Regions from separate parts of the Homo sapiens genome. Here region 2 is linked to region 1. A link is an interaction called in ENCODE POLR2A ChIA-PET data of the cell type or tissue named here. Cell type or tissue: HepG2. All regions are shown on one strand. Each heading gives the region's core, and the rest is flanking DNA. Links, peaks and the distances in the headings are about the cores only.

Region 1 (5,371 bases), core at 195-5,194:
AAGGCAGAATCTATGAGGGCAGGAGGGAGACAGCAGTGAAAACTCCCTGGCTGAGTCCAATGATGAGCCAAGGTTAAGAATCGCTCATTGCAGAGGGGCAGCCAGCCAGAAGAGGAACTGTGTGCTGCGAGCTGGTGAAGGTACTGAATCCTGATCGTGAGCAGGACATAAGAGGTTCCAAAGCAAAAACTGTAATAAGAGTGGCTGGGGTAGACCTGGGAACCAACATTGTACCTGCCAGATGGGTGACTAGACGGGGTGGAATTCCTGGCAGCTGTGTCACCTCATTTCCCATAAGAACAGGGTGGACACCTTTCAGTCTCTCACATAAATAACCACACAAAGCCTCAGTTTTCTCCCCTAATAAGCAGCAAACAATAAGCCAGCTCCCATGAGGTGCTAAGCATTAGCTCATCCCACGAAAAGAACTGTCTTAATAAAGGCAGCCATGTGACCGTGAGCCTCTTTCAAGATAAACTCCATGGGCACAAGGATACTCTCTGAGCAAGCACAGATTTCACATATATTTAATGGAGCCCTGACAATAAGCTTGGCAATGGGGCCATAAAGGAGGTGGAGTGGAGAAGGAAGAATTAAACGAGAAACCAGTGACCAAGAATGAGGGAGGGATGAACAAGCAGATGCCCTCTCCTTAAAAAGAAAGATTAAGTCCCGTATAAATTCTTTCTCCTGCCGGGAATGACTTTTTTCTTCATTATTTCATTCCCAGCCTGCTCTGCTAAAATGCTGAGCCGAGCTTTTCCTTGTTTCCCTTGGCTTAAATCATTAAGTCCAGGATGTCAGTATGGGGAGGCAAGGGGGTGTAGAGAAGAGGAGGAGAAAAGGAGGAAGCCAACCGGCTCTCACTCTCTCAGGTGTACCAAGTCACTGCAGGACCAGGATCAATGGCTTCCCTGCACTCTACGTTTTCAGCCCCACCTGGCTAGCCCAGATGGAAAGATAAAGGAACAGGTACCAGTCTATAAAGCATGTCTCCCGGAGGCCTTAGGGCCAGCATGTCCATTCTTTCCCAAGGGATTTGCCTTCTATTCTTTCAGTCCTTTTACTGCAGCTGATTGGGACAAGGAAGAAGACGTCCAATTGCTCCATACCAGCAAGACCAGAAAGACAAGGAACCCAGGATTCTGTTCCAGGTTCCTTTTCTGTGCCTAAGGATTTCCAACAGGTCACTGCAACAAGTGAGTCTGAAGAATATCGGACCTTGTTGCTTCCAGTGTTCCCACCTTCTTCTTTCTTTTTTTGAGACGTCGTTTTGCTCTTGTCACCCAGGCTGGAGTGTAGGAGTGCAGTGGCGCCATCTCGGCTCACTGCAAGCTCCGCCTCCCGGGTTCACGCCATTCTCCTGCCTCAGCCTCCCGAGTAGCTGGGAGAACAGGCGCCCGCCACCACGCCCGGCTAATTTTTTTTTTTTTTTTTTTGTATTTTTAATAGAGACGGGGTTTCACCATGTTGGCCAGGCTGGTCTTGAACTCTTGACCTCAGGTGATCTGCCTGCCTCGGCCTCCCAAAGTGCTGGGATTACAGGCGTAAGCCACTGCACCCGGCCCACATTCCTTTCCTTACCCTCACCACCCCCTCCTCACAAAGTCAGAGATCTCCCACTTGACTCAAGTCCCTGGGTTCCCTCCAGCCAGTAAACCCCGTGTGCAAATGTCCTGACTCTTGCAAAAGTGTTAAAAAACAAACCTTAAAAAGCTTCCAGATGTTCTGTTTGTATTGTGGTGCTTCTCTGCGCTGGTCTCCAGAGGCCAATACGCAGTGCACAGCATCCTGACTGCCCAGATAAAATATGAGGCAGCCAAGAGGCACAGCCTGGGGGTGAGTGGGGATGACCCTTCCCCCAGGACCACGGCTCCCCCAGTTCACCCATTAACTCTTCCATTGCCAAAGGGCAACTTTCCACGCAAAAACCTTCAAAAGACTGCAAAGGAACAAGTCTGATAAGCTTTTAGGTTTTGTCTCCTCTGAGTGTCCACCTCACCTCACCATTAAACTTCTCACACCAACTGCCTTTGGGATGTCGAGTCAGGGACTCAACGACACAAGAGTGACCCTCCTACTTAAGATGCTAAGTTACCATTTTCAAGGACATCTTAGGAGCTGGACCATCCAGAATGCGGGAACAGAGTTCATGAGTTGTCGAGGCCCCTCTGGGGCTGGTGGCCTCTGATCTACAGAAAGGTAATTGCCAACGGGCCAGCTTGTGCACACACAGCCACACACGCAACCCAAGGTGCACGCACCTGAGGGCCCACGATTCTTTGCACAGGGTGACGCCTGCTCCCTTTGATGCTTGCCGGATGTGTTCCCAATGGGCAAAAACCAGACCTCAATAAAACCCGGCATTATCAAGAGGCCGGTGGTTTGTGATTGCACCAGCCTGTTATCTCCGAGGCCCTGGGTGGGGCTGCTTTGCGGTTCTCCATTGAAAAGCATTAACTTATAGGTAGATCAAAGACCCTCCCGAACCAGCCGACCTGGTCCCTTGTTTGTCCCGGTGGACTGTGCCAAAAGATGGACTTTAAAGATAATAGGTACCCCAGTCCCAGACTCCCTTCTGCCCTCCCTCTCCTTCTCATGCACTACGTCCCTCAGGGGCCATCCAACAGCCAATCATAAGGCCTTTCCTTCTCTTTCTGCAGATGACCCATTTAGAACAAGTCGGGGACCTGGCCGGACAGAGTCCTGGCCCTGCTGCAACAATGGGGATCGAGGGGGAGAGAGAAACAGTGACTTTGAGACCAGGCAGGAGCTCTTCTCCCCTTTGGCAATCAGGCCAGGAGTGAGGTTCCAGAGAGACAGTCGCTGATTCCACTCTCTCCTCATGAGGGATAAACTGCTGAGTCCTCTTCCCTTGGTCCCTAAAGTTCCCTGTTGGCCTCTACTGCCCACCCAGATGTTTGAGAGCCAGCGGTCAGTCTGCAGTGAGGACACAGTGGGACCTCTGAGTTGTTTGGATCTGGGTCACCGAGCAGGACTGCCCATTGATATGGGAGAGAAAGAGCATGTGTCCCCAGACTGTGGGTGCCAGCAGCCTGCTCGCCTCCTGATGTTCCCCAACCCAGTAGTGTAGGTCGACCCGGTCAGCTGCAGGCTGCAGGCTGCAGTAGCAGCCATGTTTTTCTTCTTGTGTTGAGGGTACCAAGCTCACTGTCTGGCAAAGAAGAGGCAAACGAATGAATGAATGAACAAATGAATAAATGAATGGATCACTAGCAGCACAAGCTAGTCATCTTAAAGCATGGGAGGCCCTTAGAACATGAACCCACTCATTCCTACCAACAGGAAAACACTTCAGGTGGCAATTCTCAGAGATCCCACAGCTTAATGATACGAAGTCAGATCAGGGTTCCAGTCCTGGGTTAGTTAGCCTCTTAGGAGTCGTAGGCTCCTGGGCAAGTTACCTCAAATCTCTTGAACCCATCTGTAAAACAGGGATAATTTCTAGGCTTGTTGTGAGGACTGAGTTAAGTACTAAAGACTCAGTTAATTTTTTTTTTTTTTTTTTTTTGAGATGGAATCTCTGTCTGTTGCCAGGGTGGAGTGCAATGTGCAATGGCACAATCTCGGCTCACTGCAACCTCTACCTCCCGAGTTCAAGCAATTCTCCTGCCTCAGCCTCCTGAGTAGCTGGGACTACAGGCGTGCACCACCATGCCCAGCTAATTTTTGTAGTTTTAGTAGAGACAGGGTTTCACCACATTGGCCAGGATAGTCTCGATCTCTTGACCTCGTGATCTGCCCGCCTCGACCTCCCCAAGTGCTGGGATTGCAGGCGTGAGCCACCGTGCCCGGCCTATTTGTTCTTATTAATCTATTTCCCTATGGCATTATCTCCATTTCAAAAATACAGTCAGCACATTTCTGAAGAGGAAGGACATTAAGCCACTTCCGTGGTTATTTTCCTGCTATAAACCATTCCTAAAATGTGTACAATAAAGCCCAGATCCATCTTCCATTACTCCTTTTTTTTCCTTTTTAAATCAATAAAATTGTTTGTAACATTTAGATTAACCCTTACCTCACCTCCTTCTATATTCCCTCAACCACCCCTAAAAGTTCTGAGAACTTGTGTCCACATGCAGGGAGGAGGTAATGAAGGCAGGAGTCATGAGCAGGGCACTTAAGACACCCTCACCATGAATGATTTAGCTCAGCTACTGATAAAGGCGTTATTCCAAAACAGCTAAGACTAATCCATACTCTAGCTTGGCTATTATTTCATGCTACATTACATAGAAATCCAACTCCTGTATCTTTCCCTTGTATCTTTCATCTTTCTAATTTGTGTTCTCTCTTCCTTGAACCCCTGGTTTGTCTGTCTCTGTCTCACTCTCATTAGAGACACCACGGCCTTATGAGCCAAGATAGGCCAACTCAACTGGAAAGGATGCTTATGGGGGCTCTGTCTGTTCTGCCTGGTCCTGGCCCCACATGGCCTGGCCAGCTTGTGGCATCTGTGCCAAGGTGAGCGGGGAAGCTGGGCCTCGGCACCCTCCCATCACGATGGGGCCAGGCTGTTACCCAAGGCTGCAGCTGGACTCTCAGAGGCACAGGGAGGTCAGGCAGCAAGTTCACAGAACAGGCCACCCACACGGCACATCAGGGCTGCTGGACTGTCCCCAGGGCCAGAGCCGCTCTGGCCCTTGGCCCTGACTCGGAAGACTCCACCATATGGCCTCCCTCTGGGAGGGTGAGAGGAAGAAAAGAAGTAAACCAGGGGCTAGGAAGAACCATGCTGCCCTCTGAATGCCAGAGACCCTTCTTGGGCACGGGGTTGGTGGGTATTAGATTTGCTCCCAGCAGGTCTGAGACAAGAAAGGCGGTGTCCAATAAATGAAACGGGTAACAGCTGATAGCAATACGATAGATGAGCAGATGAGATTGGGCTCTCCCTTTCTGCTCTTCTCGGGGTCGTTCTCTCTTTCTCTCTCCAGCCCCTAAATGTGTTTCCAGGGTTTGGTCTGAACTTCAAAAACCCTAAAGTTTTTGGGAGTCTTCACACTTTTCTAATTAAAGACCCAAACTGGATTTTCATGTTTGCAGAGAACTTTGAGCAAAAGTGTAGGCAGCACAGCAAAACAGGAAGAGAATGATCTCTCTCTTGTTCTCTTGTGTGTTTTTTTTTTTGTTCTCTCTCCCTCTCTCTCTCTTTCTCCTCCCCCTAAAATGTACTGGGGGGTAGGGGAAGGAAGCAAACAAAACCTCTCTGCAGCTTTGGCCCCTAAGTCCCCTGAGCCTGCCAGTGTTCTGTTGACAGCCTTTCTCTTTTCTGCGGTCCTATAGCCACCAGTTCCATCCCTGTTGGGGCAGGGGTGGGGGTGGGGAGAGCTGGGCAAGGCTCTGGGAA
Region 2 (5,371 bases), core at 72-5,071, 170 kb after region 1:
TCTCCTCTGCTCTGCCCCCACTCCACTCCTGTCTGTCCACTCAAGCTAACAGAGATTCCTGGGCTGGTTATTCATTAGATTTGCATTGCACAGTAGAGTATACGACAGCTTTCACATAAGTCATCTCAGTTAAGCCAATGGAAACCATAGCCCAAGTTCTATACTTCTGAGAAAAAAAGTTAAAAGGGAATTGGATCTTCCATAATTAAATCCAGCAACATCAAAGCAGAGATGCAACCACAGCCCACACAGATATAACCAAGGAGCCAGTCCATTTCTTTAAGATGGACATAAGATTTAAGCCAAGAAGGGAGGGAAATATGTGGAAGGAGGAATGAAAGATTCAGTGTACCTAGTCCAGTGAATGAGACATACAGCTCCCATCCTCCCATCCCCCCAACCTCAAGGCCACACAGAGGCTCCATTCTCTACCCTCCCAATCATGTCAATTAAGAGGTTCTTTGTGCAAAGGACAGAGTGCATGGCAGCTGATGCGCGTGCAGCTCAGATGGGGCAAGGCTTTCTCACAAGGCCCCCTACCCCATTGGAAGGTGATGTAGGTACAGCCCGGGGCAGCACTCCCGCTTTCCAAGCATAACATCCGAAGAGTGAGCCTACCAATAGGTCTGCTCTGAAAACTCAACTTTGAGCTCAAGGAATAAGGTATGCACAGCAATGTCCTGGTCAACTGAAAGTTACAGCCCTTGAACTCAACACTTCCAGTGAATGCCCTGATAATGGATCCGTCTGCTGTTCCGTTGTCCCACTGTGCAGCCAACCTCACACACCTTCTTCATCAAGGATGCTGGGACACCCCTTCCCCCTGCCCCTCAGAATCATCCCTCTAAACACCAACGATCACAGGTGGAAAATGTGATAGAATTTCAACTAAGCGTGCCCTGACTTCAGCATCCTTCATGGGATTTCAACAATAGGGGAATCCGTGATGCTGACGCATGCTTTGGACATGCACATCTCCTAAGCAAATACAGTCAGGACAGTACTGTGGGCAAACGTACTGGTTTTAAGGACGAACATCACTTCTAGCTCTCCAAACCAGATTTAACGTCTGCAGAGAGAAACCTGAGGACAGCAAGAGAGAAGAGGCAGAGCTGGAGGAAAAGCCCAGAACCTGGCAGCACTGAATGAGAGTTTCTCATCAGGGAAAACTGGTCAACCAACCTCTCAGCTGATCTTAGTATTAATGACCTTAACATTGACTTTACTGTCCCATCTGTAGGGAAGGGAGGAGTCTATTTCCAGCTACACTCCTGAAAGGATGTATGTCTCACCTCTATGAGCAGAGGGAAGGAGAAGCACTGTTTTAAAGCTGTCAGTGGGTTACTAGGAGGAAGAAGTGAAGGATGAATCATAGCGATAGAAGTATTATGAGGCCAGGCTCATGCCTATGACTCCAGCACTTTGGGAGGTGGAGGCTGGAGGATCGTTTGAGCCCAGGAGTTCACGAACCAGCCTGGGTAACACAGGGAGACCTTGTCTCTACAAAAAAATCAAAAAATTAGCCAGATGTGGTAGTGCATGCCTATAGTCCCAGCCACTCAGGAGGCTGAGAAAGGAGGATTGCTTGAGCCCCAGAGGTTGAAGCTGCAGTGAGCCACAATCAAGCCACTGTACTCCAGCCTGGGTGACAGAGTAAGACTCTGTCTCTAAATAAATATATAATGTGAAAACCATTTGATTTGTGACTTCTAGCACTTTCCAAGAGAAACAGGATCCAGCTTGCAGCTAAAGCCTGGATGGATGCAGTCACGTGTCCAGTTGGAAGCAGATCAAGTTCCAGCTCCACCTCAGACCAGCACGGTAACTTTGGACAACTGACATAAGCTCTGGGAGCCTCAGCATCCTTGTCTGTTAAATGGGGGCAACAGTAACTACACTTCCACAGGACATACGGCACCTTTAATACATGATACCTACCCCCTCTCCTCCCACTTCATCACCTATCAAAAAAGGCTATTCATACTCAAGCTTTAGGTAGAAAAAAATCTGTCGCCATGACAATAAGATTTTTTTCTGACAATGGCAAACGAGGACAGCTGGGAGCACCTGCCAGGGCCGCATGGCTTCCTTTCAAAGCTCACACAACCCATGAGCGTGAGTCACTGCTCCTCAAACAAAGCCTACCTGTGTAATGTGTGAACAAAGTAAGCAAAACAGAGTCTCCCACCTTGAGCTCAACAGCCTGGAGATCAAAGCTGTCTCTCGAACATGGAGCACCCAGAAGATCTGCTTCCAAGTTGGCACATGAATGTGTGAACACAATGGAGCCCTCTACATAAATCCACTTGTGTGGCTGCTTCTGGACGAGCTCTCTGTCTGGCCTCCCTGTATTCTCAGTCTTCCCCACTGGGCTGCCAAACACAGGAGCCTTGTGAGAAGTCTGCACAAATCCATTGCCTCTAGCTCACATCGTCAGGCTTTTCATACCAGGAGAAGAACAGAACTTGCCTCCCAAGGTAGACTGGGAGCAACACCATTGGCCTAGAGATGCTCAGAGCTAGGGAACGTGTTGCCCTTTCTTTGATGAAATCTCAGGCAGCAGGTGGCATTCTAGCATCCAGTGTTTATTCCAGTAACAACTCTTCGTGCAGGTCAATGAGAACCCAGTCATGGGTGATCAACTACAAGTTTGGATTTAGTGACCCAGGAGCCAAATCGCCAGCTCCCTGATGGAACAAGATGATGTCCCATGCAAAAACAGACTCTCGGGTTTAGAGATTCAAAGGAGGAAAGAACTTTTGAGGTCCCTTCATTTGTCAACTTTTGCTAAGCATTAATATGCCCCCCACACCCTCCTAGGATACCAGGTATACAGAGGTAAGCAAAACTAATTCCCCGCCCCCGCAAGCACACATTCTGGTTTATTATCCCAGGAGTCCAATTCATTCATCGTGAACAATTGGTGGTATTGCCCTGCATGTACCTGTGCTTCCTAAGGGCGCTAATTTCCATTTGCAGAATCTTGGTGGCTCTGGGGAACCTCACAACAGAGTCAGATGTGAAGCACATGACCAGGGGAGAGTCAATCAATGTGTCCCCCCGCACCCAAGCTACTGGCCAGAGGTGTGGGTCTAGGGGTGAGCATTACTGCACGGTCAGCTCTCAGGAAGGCCACCACAAAGCCATTCTCTCCCTCTAGATCTATAGAGTCAGGAGGCCTGCCCACATGAGAAAAGTAAACTTGAGAATGAAACTTTATACAGAAGGGGAGACAATGAAAAGAGAGAGAGAGACCGAGCCAACAAATCACCCCAAAAGCACAACCCCCACACTTCTTAGTTATGTGAACAACCAAAACATCCATTGTTTTAAGCTGGATACAGTTGGTTTCTCTGTAACCTCCAACTAAAAGTGACCAATAGGAATTGGGCCCACAGACAGAGGCCCAGGGACATGTGCAAAGTCATACAGACACTTGGCACTGGGGCAGGACAGGGGCCCAGTGATGGTCCTGGGCCAAGACCTGATTTTGAACTGTGGCTCCATCCTTCAAAGCTATGAGACCTTAAGGATATTCCTTCATGCCTCTAAGCCTCAAATGCTGGAGATCATAACATCCCAGGGCTCTGAGGATTAAGGGAAGTAAAAACTCTGGAAGCACGTTCTCGAGCCTGCCGCAGGGCTGCCTCTCTTTCTGGACATTGCCCCACTGACAGGCAGCAGGGGCTGGTTGGAAACTGATATGGTTTGGCTGTGTCCCCACCCAAATCTCATCTTGAATGGTAGCTCTCACAATTCCCACGTGTCATGGGAGGGACCAAGTGAAAGGTAATTGAATCATGGGGGCAGGTCTTTCCCATGCTGTTCTCATGATCGTGAATACATCTCAGAAGATCTGATGATTTTATAAACAGGAGTTCCCCTGCACAAGGTCTCTCTTCCCTGCCACCATGTAAGATGTGACTTGTTCCTCCTTGCCTTCCGCCATGATTGTGAGGCCTCCCCAGCCATGTGGGACTGTGAGTCAATTAAACCTCTTTTCTTTATAAATTACCCAGTCTCGGGTATGTCTTTATCAGCAGCATAAGAATGGACTAATACAGGGATCATCATATCTGTTGAATCCTTACACAGGGTTGGTACAAGGAATTGGGTCACTGGACCGGGTCATTATTTCGGGGACAAGCAACATCACCCAATGGCCAGTTTGAGCGGTGAACCTTGAATGCAGGCGCATGGGCATCCTCCCCCTAAGTTGGTACCTGACAAACAGATACCTAGGATGGTAAGGGCCCAGAGAAAGGTTTGAGAAAACCATTCAGGTTCGATCACAACGGTGCGAGCAGGGAAGGGGGACAGCAGAAAAAGAAGGCAGCGAAGGTGATGAGGAAAGCAATTCCAGGAAAGCCCAAAGCGCCCAGCAGTCAGGGTGGAATGAGAAACCCGGACCGCTTCAGCTCCTTGGTTAACCGCATTCCTGGTTTCCACTTAGAAATTTAATTAAAAACCCAAACACCTGAATTTTCCGCTGGCTTGCCAGTGGCCACAGATTCCCTGAGGTTCAGAAACACCTTCCTCGGCTTAGTCCTGGATCCCCTAAAGAAGTCTGGTCTGAAACCAAAGGAGGAGGGGGTCACGGTCAGGAATCATGAAGAAGAGGTCACAGTCAGGGGTCATGGAGAATGGGTCCTGGGGGGCACCCCCACCCCTCCCAGAGAGAAGAAAGCCTCCAGGCAGGGGCGACCCTGTTCTATCACCCCAACTTCAGCAACAACAACTTTGCTTCTTGATGTTTAATTTTATTTTATTTTTATTTATTTTTTTTTTTTTTTTTTTTTTTAGAGACAGGGTCTTGCTCTGTCACCCAGGCTGGAGTGCAGTGGGATAATTATAGTTCACCGCAGCCTAGACCTCCTAGGCTCAACCGATCCTCCCACCTTGGCCTCCCAAAGTTCTAGGATTACAGGAGCGAACCACCACGCCCAGCCACTGCTTAATTTTAAAAATATAAAGAAATATCACCGTGAAGAAATTAAAATGGAAAACAGCCACATTTTTGGTGGCTCTGAGGTGACAAGGCCACTTTCCTGTCCATGCAGAGAAGGTGCAGAAGCTGCGAGGGGCTAGAGCCCTGCAAAGACTGGGATCAAACACTGTCTACCATCTGTCCCCCCAGGGCCAGTGAAATCACTTACTACAAACGCCTAATCTCCCTGGCGGCTGGACATGCGCATGGGGCACGGAGGAGCCAATCACAAACCAGAACCGACAGGAGCCTTGGGGGCTCAAACTCAGCCTGGGGAATAAAACCACAGAAGGGAGGTGATCGTCTTCACCCAGCCACACACCCCAGGTCCCCACGGGAGCTGCCACCGAACTCTGACATCCACCATGATGCTCAAAAGGCACT

Evidence for each region. ChIA-PET counts read pairs that join two places held together with the same protein. Peaks named below come from ENCODE experiments on the same cell type or tissue, not always from the same donor. Only the 100,000 strongest peaks of a DNase experiment are listed, where the experiment ranks them.
Region 2: POLR2A ChIA-PET joins it to region 1 with 5 read pairs; 2 of 35 experiments call an interaction of 5 or more read pairs at or near these places.

What each region holds. Positions count from the first base shown.
Region 1 is chr17:72,411,070-72,416,440 of GRCh38, forward strand. All of the region lies in intron 3 of LINC00673 (long intergenic non-protein coding RNA 673), which reads right to left. Among named protein-coding and RNA genes, the nearest start is that of LINC02003, 71 kb to the left of the region's middle. In HepG2, for the core only: no CTCF peak of the experiment used is centred there; DNase peaks (open chromatin) are centred at 1,792 and 2,412.
Region 2 is chr17:72,578,567-72,583,937 of GRCh38, forward strand. All of the region lies in intron 1 of LINC00673 (long intergenic non-protein coding RNA 673), which reads right to left. Among named protein-coding and RNA genes, the nearest start is that of LINC00673, 12 kb to the right of the region's middle. In HepG2, for the core only: no CTCF peak of the experiment used is centred there; DNase peaks (open chromatin) are centred at 455 and 2,175.